Regions from separate parts of the Homo sapiens genome. Here region 2 is linked to region 1. A link is an interaction called in ENCODE POLR2A ChIA-PET data of the cell type or tissue named here. Cell type or tissue: GM12878. All regions are shown on one strand. Each heading gives the region's core, and the rest is flanking DNA. Links, peaks and the distances in the headings are about the cores only. Region 1 overlaps REL (REL proto-oncogene, NF-kB subunit). Region 2 has its middle 47 kb from the start of REL-DT.

Region 1 (4,396 bases), core at 214-4,213:
ATTATTTTTATACATCCAGGAAAAATACAAACCAACAGTATAAGGATGTCTCAAATATGACCAAGAAATATATTCTTTGAAAATATTACAGTCATTTAATTCCTGACTTCTGCATATTTAAGTAGCTGCAAAGACTTCAGAATGGAGGCTACTCTAAGTATAGGATGCCAGCATCTAGTGTGGTAGTACTTATCTATTCAAACAATACAGAGTGCTTACAAGTAACAGTTAGCCAGGGAGTATTAAGCATTTATACTTACAGCATGAGGCAGATAGTACCATAAGTATAAATACTTAATAAATGCTATCCCCAATAAAATTCACTGAACAGTAAATATCTAGTCATATACACAAATATGCTATGAAAATACTTTGTGTGATTTCTATTATTTCTATGCTTCTTCTTCCACATTGGGATTAAGTGTTACCCTTGAGCTAAATGCACTCCAATACCTTATAAACACAGTGCCTATTTAACACTCAAAAGGGGGGAGTGTATGTTGTCTGCTGGAAGTGGCATAAGGAAGGCCATGTTCAAAAGGATCACAACATTTTGAAGTTTTATTATATAAAACAGTGACACTCTCCAACAATACCAAAAACCTCTCTGTGCATAAGATTTTTTTCAACAACTGTGAAGAAACTATTTTAAATAGTATACGTCATTCCTCAGATACAGGTACATGTCAACAAGTAGAAAAGTAAACACAGAACTTAAAACACAGGTTGAAGATATAAATAGCTGGGCACAATGGCTCACGCCTGTAATCCCAGCACTTTGGGATGCCAAAGCGGGTAGATCACCTGATGTCAGGAGTTCGAGACCAGCCTGGCTAACATGGTGAAACCCCGTCTCTACTTAAAATACAAAAATTAGCTGGGTGTGATGGTGGGCGCCTATAATCCCAGCTACTCCGGAGGCTGAGGCTGAGGCAGGAGAATTGCTTGAACCTGGGAGGCGGAGGTTGCAGTGAGCTGAGATCGCGCCATTGCACTCCAGCCTGGCGACAAGAGCAAAACTCCGTCTCAAAAAAAAAAAAAAAAAAAAAAAGAGAAAGAAAAAAGAAACAGAAATCAACACCCAAATAAATAGAAATGATTTTATCAAACATACTTACCATTGAATGGATTGATTCCTGCCTTTATTCTTGTAATAATAGCTTCTTTTACTTCTTTTTTCTTCACACATCGAATACCCAAATTTTGGAAACTAGCAGGAAAAAAACAATATTCAAAACTGCATTATAAACACAAGGAATATTGCAAAAATCAAACATATAGCAATACTGAAGTTATCATGCTGTCAGTTGTACATACCAAAGCATGAACGTGCTTCCAATTGCTCTGATAAAGATGAGAGAGTAAGAAGTGGGATTATATGGCTGGGCGCGTGGCTTGTGCCTGTAATCCCAGCACTTTGGGAGGCCAAGGCAGGTGGATCACCTGAGGTCAGGAGTTCCAGACCAGCCTGATCAACATGGAGAAACCCCGTCTCTACTAAAAATACAAAATTAGCCAGGCATAGTGGCACATGCTTGTAATCTCAGCTACTCGGGAGGCTGAGGCAGGAGAATCACTTGAGCCTGGGAGGCAGAGGTTGCGGTAAGCCGAGATCACGCCATTGCACTCCAGCCTGGGCAACAAAAGCAAAACTCTGCCTCAAAAAAAAAAAAAGAAGTGGGGTTGTACTTCTAAGAACTGTTAAAAGAAAAATAATATATACTATATCATTTTAACATACAGTGTTTTACAATTACTAATATGCCTATGTCAAACATACCAAAATATAGATTAACAGTAAAGCAATATTAAATGGTAAAATTTGCCTCCCAAACAAATTCAGAATCAAATCAATAAAGTCTGTTTGATAATGTAAAGCAAAAGCTGTAAAGAGATGTTCACAGGTTGAAGCCCACAGGTATGTTTTGCTAGGCTCACAAAAGTGTTGCCTATATTTTTAAAAATCTGCACAGGTTATCTACATTTAGAAATCAGGTAATTGCATATGAACATCTGGATTTCCGGCTTCTCTTGTACATTTTAAAGACCTGGCAATACTAGGTTGGCACAGAAACAACAGGCTAGGGACTAAGCCCCATTTATTCAGGGCTCTTTAGTTTGCTACAGTGCCTGTTAGTCCTCCTACACTTGATCCACACCACTCATTTATGCTGCTTGCCTAGCTCCACAGAGATTTGCTTTTTGAGCCCTGAATTCACTGTTATTAGCAGTAGAATATGTTTTGTGCCACATTATATAAAGTTATAGCCATTCATCATAAAAAATTACTAAAATGTTTTTGTATTAGAAAGAAGTTTAATGCTAACAATATTTAACAAGTTTCAAAATGTCATTTATGAAAAACTTCCCAATAGCTACAAATACTACTAATTTGCATATGTGTAGCATAGACGATGGTGGGGGGAACTCCCCCACCACCACCAGTCATACTTGTTCCCACATGGAAAAACCATGACATCAGTAAAATTGGGTGGGCGTGAATAAGGAAGCAAAACTCAATTATAATAACATTACTATTGTTCAAACTTCACATGGCACTTGCAACCGGAGGCTACTTTGTCTGCCTGTCTCCATACTCATGCTGTCTTATGCTCATGTTCTTCACATCTACAATTTTGCTAGCATCTAAAATATCTTTCACATTTCCTTCCTCTGCCTCCAATAACTACAAAAATAAATCTTAAAAAACATTTTTTTTTGAGATGATCTCACTCTGCCACCCAGGCTGGAATGCAGTGGCACCATACCGGCTCACTGCAACCTCTGCCTCCCAGGCTCGGGTGATCCTCCCACCTCAGCCTCCTGAGTAGCTGGACTACAGGTACATGACACCCTACCTGGCTAATTTTTGTATTTTTGTAGAGCCAGGGTTTCACCAGGTTGCCCAGGCTGGTCTTAAGCTCCTGGACTCAAGCAGTCCACCTGCCTCAGCCTCCCAAAGTGCTCGGATTATAGGCATGAGCCACTATGCTTGGTCAGCTAAATCTTGAATTCTTAATCCTTTCTTGAAATCTTGCAACTATAATCCTCTTCCTCAAAAGTATTTCCACTTCTTTGAAAGATTCTTGGTTTGATTCTTTTTCTTTGGTAAAAGATTTTATAGAATTCTTCATATTAATACATTTATATTACTTCATTTTGTTTCATCTGAATAATCTCATATTTGACTGCTATTCACGGAATATTAGGGGTGGTGGTAATTTTTGAAATTCTGAAATGAAGGATCAAGAGATTGTTTGAATCAATTATTCATTCATTCATTCACAGACATTCAACAAGCTTTGGGGTTCGTACTATATACCAAAAACTCTGCAAAGTAATGGGGATATACAATCCCTTTCCTCAAGAAGCTTACAGTCTAGTGGAAAGATTGGCAAACTGTAACTCATGGACCAAATCCAACATCTTGTCTGTCTTTGCAAATAAAGTTTTATTGGAACACAGCCAAACTGATGTTTACATATTATCTATGGCTGCTTTCATGCTACAACAGCAGAGCTGAGCAACAGAGACCATACAGCTTGCAAAACCCCAAACATTTACTATCTAGTACTTTACAGAAAAAGTCTGGTAGTCTCTGGTCAAGTGGATATACATTAAATAATCACACATACACAAATGCTAAACTGCAATCATAACAAGTTTTATGAAGGAGGTATACATGATGTTATGGGAGCCTATGCTGGAACAGAAGAAAAACACTTCCAGGCAAAAGGAACAGGCCACACAAAGACCCCTAGAAAAGAGCAGTGGAAACAGAGGAAACTAAAGGAAGGCATTGTGAGTGGAGTATAAAAATTAAGGAAAGCAGAGTTTAATAGAAGGCTAGAAATAAAGGTGGGTCATGTGGGCCTTATAGGCTATATAGAAGGAATGCTGTCTTTATTCCAAGAGCCAAATAAACCCATTAAAATGTTTTAAGCAAGGGAAAGACAATTTCATTTGTATTTTAAAAGATCACACTGGCTAAAGCGAGGAAAGATAGAGGGTTTGGAAAAGGTACAAAATGGTTAATGCAAGACCAGTCAGGAGGTTATTCCAGCAGCCCCAGTTTAGGCTATAGTGGTAGTATGACGGTGATGAATTTCACTGAGTGAAGTGGATAGATTCAAAACCAGTTGAGAAGGTAACTGTTAGTAGATTCAATGTGTACACCTGGATGAGGAATGTCAGAGATGACACCTATAGGTCTTTTATCGCAATCACTAACATACGGCACATTGGAAGAAGACCAGTTATGAGGGGAAAGAGATATGATCACAGTAAAATCACGTTTGGGGAATATTCTATTTGAAGTGCTTTTTTTTTTTTTTTTTTAAAGAGATACAATCTCGCTCTGTTGCCCAGGCTGGACTCAAACTCCTGGGCTCAAGCA
Region 2 (4,396 bases), core at 201-4,200, 66 kb after region 1:
TTGTACTTCTAGGGTAGTGATTCCCAACCAGGGGCAAATTCTACCCCCAGCGGGGAGGGCTGCTACTGGCATCTAGTGGGTAGAGGCCAAGGATACTGCTAAACATCTTATAATCCACAGGGCAACCTCCACAGCAAAGAATTATCTGGCACCATATCTGGTTAGTGCTGAGGTTTAGAAACTGTTCTAGGGTGCTCCTTTTACTACAAGTCAATTGACAATCCAAGTTGTCAAAATGAATGACCAGCAGCGTAAGGTAACATCTCAAAGGCATTCTGTCTCAAAGGCATTTGTTGGGTCTGTCATAAACCATTGTTCATCATATATCTGGCTCTTCCTTCTGTACACACACATAGGAAGGTTGTTAGGGCAGTGACTTGAACGAAAACTGGTGGAAACCTGTCTGATGCTAACGGCTGCGAAACAGGGAGTCCTAGAATTACAGGCACCGGAGTGGTGCTTTGTTGTGCAAACCCTGATCAAAAGATCAGCCTCCCTAAAACTAGAGTTTAGACACTTCCTTCACGGATGTGAATGTCCACACAATGTTAATGGAAATGTCAATCCCTCTCCCCAGCTGCTGAGATCCCACTCCCAGGCTGCTGAACCCTACCAGTTAAAGTCCCAGAGTTACCAATGGACTGCCCCAAATTCCTGCCCTTGGACCTTTGCTGGTCCTTTACCACCTCATGGCCTTCCTTCTAGTCCCCTTCTGACTATCTCTGTAATAGTCCCATGGCGGCTCATTTCCCCAAAGCCCCTAAACCATCCTTTCCCTGTTACCCTTCTGTGGATGCCTACACCTCCTGCTTCCCTGAGATGAGTTACAGTAGTAATCACAGCTGCTACCATGTATGCAGCAGCCATAAGCACTAGGCTGGCGCCATAACTACACTTCATCTGCGAGGCGAGTATCAATAACCTTGTCTTGCAGATGATGAATCCCGGGTTTAAAGAGGCAACTTCCTCCAAGTCACAATGCAGGCACTTGGTCCTCCAAGTCACAATGCAGGCACTTGGTCCCAGGACTGCCTGGCTCCAGTAGGAACTCCCTATGCTTACTTCTCTCCTCTCCCCAGAAAAATCTGTTTTTATATTGATCCCTGGATTTATTTTTTCTTTCTTTCTTTCTTTCTTTCTTTCTTTCTTTCTTTCTTTCTTTCTTTCTTTCTTTCTTTCTTTCTTTCTTTCTTTCTTTTTCTTCTTCTTTTTGAGATGGAGTCTTGCTTTGTGGCCCAGCTGGAGTGCAGTGGAGCAATCTCAGCTCACTGCAACCTCTGCCTCCCAGGTTTAAGTGATTCTCCTGCCTCAGCCTCCTGAGTAGCTGGGATTACAGGCATGCACCACCACGCCTGGCTCATTGTTTTTTTGTATTTTTAGTACAGTTGGGGTTTTGCCATGTGGGCCAGGCTGGTCTCGAACTCCTGACCTCAGGTGATCTGCCCACCTCGGCCTCCCAAAGTGCTGGGATTATAGGCGTGAGCAACCGTGCCCGGCCAATCCCTGGATTTTAGATGAGGAAAAGTTCTTTCAAACCAAAGTTGACTCCTCCATCTTGATCTTGTTCTGCTGTCTCCCACTGTCCTTCACTCTGTCTTTTATCTATCACAGCCTCCTAGCTCCTCTCTAGCGGCTCCTTCCTTTACAAATGCACCCCCGACCCTGCTTCACGAGCAAAGTCCTGCCTCATCTGCTTCCTTTGCTTCACTGTCAACTTGTCAAAGGTAAGAGGGTCTCAGTTTGGCCACTCGTCTGCTCCCTCATTCATTTCCTGTCCTGTCCATGAACAAAGTCTTGCTCTCTTCCCTGGCCCCGTGCCTCAGGATGGTGATTTGTCTGTGTACCCTTGGGACCCTCTGCTCTCTCTGGATGGAGACCATGTCTACCTCCCACCCTTTTGTTTCTCAGTGCCTGGGACAGTGCCCTGAAGAGTGTGCGTGATGGGGATGACCTCACATTCAGACCAAGGCAAAAACCAGATAAACCCCTCCCTCCCAGGGGGCCAGGGAGATGGCTGAAGCAGGGCTCCTAGGGAAATTCCTTCGGGCTGGAGCTCTATTCAACAGAATGACAACACACTATTGACATATTTAGAGCAGTGATTACCTCATGGAAATACCCTATTTTCACCAGGGACTGAGATCCAAGCTTCATATCTAAATGTCATGTATCTCTTCACTATAACTGAGGCTCTGAGAAAACAGAAACACATGACTACATACTAGGGGATTCAATTCCTGTTTTTCCTTCCTGTTTGTCCTCTTCTAAAATAAAAAAAAGAAACTTCTTGGTATTGTTATCCTGAGGGTATATTACTCCTACATATGTGGAGATAAAGTTAAATGAAACAAGTAGTTTCTGAGCTGTTGGCAGTAAAGGCCATCCATTTTTAAAAGGAAATTAAGTAACATCTAAATCTATATTTGATGGCAAAGATCCCTGCTCTGGGTAATTCCATTCTCATACCCTCTCCACTGAAATGTCTGTAGGAATTTCCATAAGTTGGTATTAGGCTTCTGTCTAACCTTCATCCATCTATCTACTGGTTCATTCCTTAATTCAATAAATCTTTATCCAACCTGTATGCTCAGTCATTGGACAAGAGAGAAGAAAGACACTGTGCCTGTTCTCAAAGAGCGAAGTCTAACGTGGCACCTACAATTCAGGGTGACAGGTGCTGGATAAGAGAAATGTAGGGTGTGGCAGGAACATCCACATAGACGCTGACCCCAGACTTGGGGGCAGCCAGTCAGGGACAGTTTCTAGGAGAAAGTAACATCTAAGGTAAACTCTAAAAGCGGTAGGTGAAGGTGGAAGGGGTCAGGTTGCGAGGAGAGGCTGACCAAACAAGAGAGAATAACGTTTAGAAGGCCCAGGTCAAGGGAGAGAGAAACAGAGACAGAAAGACAGAAGAGAGTTTTAAGGGACCAACAAGTTAATGCTTACTGGATCAGAGAAGAGGAGATGAATGGAGAAAGATTCAGGCACATGAAGTGGGTGCCATTATCATCCCCACATCGCAGATGTGGAACTGAGGCACTGAGAGGTTAAGTAACTTGCCCAAGGTCATCCAGCTAGTACGTAGCAGATCCTGACTAAGCCTAGTATCTGTGCCCTTCACTGCTGCCTTTGAGATCATTTTCTTTTCTTTTTTTGGAGACCGGGTCTCGCTCTGTTGCCTAGGCTGGAGTGCAGTGTTGTGATCGCAGTTCACTGCAGGCTTGATGAGATAATTTTCAAAATTCCCTCCCAGCTATGGTTTGGAGGCTCCAGGAGAAAAGAGTAGATTGAGGCAGTAATTTTATATTCAGTGGGAAGTCTAAGGGGGAATGTCAGCCCCAGAAAACCTGTCCTCCTCTGCCTGCTGCCCTCCATAAGTCAGATTAAGGCAAAAGTACTGCTATTCTGGGGGGATTTTCATTTCAATCGGGTAGGGCCCAGCACGTTTTCAGCACCCTAACTAGCAGGGGAGATTGAGGGAGACATTTTGGGATAGGGGTCCAGCCTGTGTCCCTTCAAGGGGATAAATATGAGGGACCACATCATCATATAATCAGAGGCATCTTTTTGCCTAGAAAGGTTGGTATGAATCACTAAGCTCTTAATTTTCTGTCAGAGAATGACTTAGGCTCTTGAAAGTTACACATTAGAAGGTTTTTTTCCCCCTTATAATTACGAATGGCATAAGTGAGAATTACTCAAGTTGACTCAAGGAGTAAATTGTTTTATTCAAAGGAGCTGAGTTTTGTTTCATTCAGTGACTGATTTTGAGCTTCATAGCCCTTAAGGGGGAAGACAAATAGGCTTTAATGCCATACATTTTGCAAGGGAAGACTTCAAAGTGGTGAAGTGTGTGAACAGTTCACCCAAGGGTGGGACATGGAGAGCAGACTTCTCACGACCAGATAATTTCTCATGGGCAATTACCCACCAGTGAGATTAACCCTTTACCCAATGAGAAATTGAACATTTGTTCACAATTAATACTCCCTAGAATAAAAATTCTTCAGTTTGAGAAGTGTCACCCCCAAATGCTCACTTTTCTTGTTTCATTCCAGTTGCCTAGTTCCTTCTCAAGGGATAGACTAATCCCTTAGCTGCTGAGACCAGCTTGAGTTGAAAGGCCCATCTCCAAGACCGCCTATGGTGATATGGATGAGGACTTTTCCATGTTTATTTTCAACACTGGTGGAGTTGATGGTCTGGAGAGTATGTGTGCACATACATATAATATAAAATATTATACATATTATATATACACAAACATATATTATGTGTGTGTATATATATAAATATATATGAAACTGGATATATGTCATGAGTTGGATTGGAAAAGGAGCTTTGGAAAAGCTGATGACCAATGACTATGAGCATGAACATATTGGTTTGGTTAAGG

Evidence for each region. ChIA-PET counts read pairs that join two places held together with the same protein. Peaks named below come from ENCODE experiments on the same cell type or tissue, not always from the same donor. Only the 100,000 strongest peaks of a DNase experiment are listed, where the experiment ranks them.
Region 2: POLR2A ChIA-PET joins it to region 1 with 9 read pairs; 4 of 35 experiments call an interaction of 5 or more read pairs at or near these places.

Annotation. Positions count from the first base shown.
Region 1 is chr2:60,897,806-60,902,201 of GRCh38, reverse strand. It overlaps REL (REL proto-oncogene, NF-kB subunit), which reads right to left. Exons shown (of 10, transcript NM_001291746.2): 4 at 1,119-1,210. Among named protein-coding and RNA genes, the nearest start is that of REL, 18 kb to the right of the region's middle. In GM12878, for the core only: no CTCF peak of the experiment used is centred there; a DNase peak (open chromatin) is centred at 2,461; H3K27ac peaks cover 1,060 bases.
Region 2 is chr2:60,832,167-60,836,562 of GRCh38, reverse strand. No RefSeq gene overlaps it. Among named protein-coding and RNA genes, the nearest start is that of REL-DT, 47 kb to the left of the region's middle. RefSeq lists enhancers at 1,965-2,084, 2,195-2,244, 2,275-2,334. In GM12878, for the core only: no CTCF peak of the experiment used is centred there; a DNase peak (open chromatin) is centred at 2,112; H3K27ac peaks cover 1,658 bases.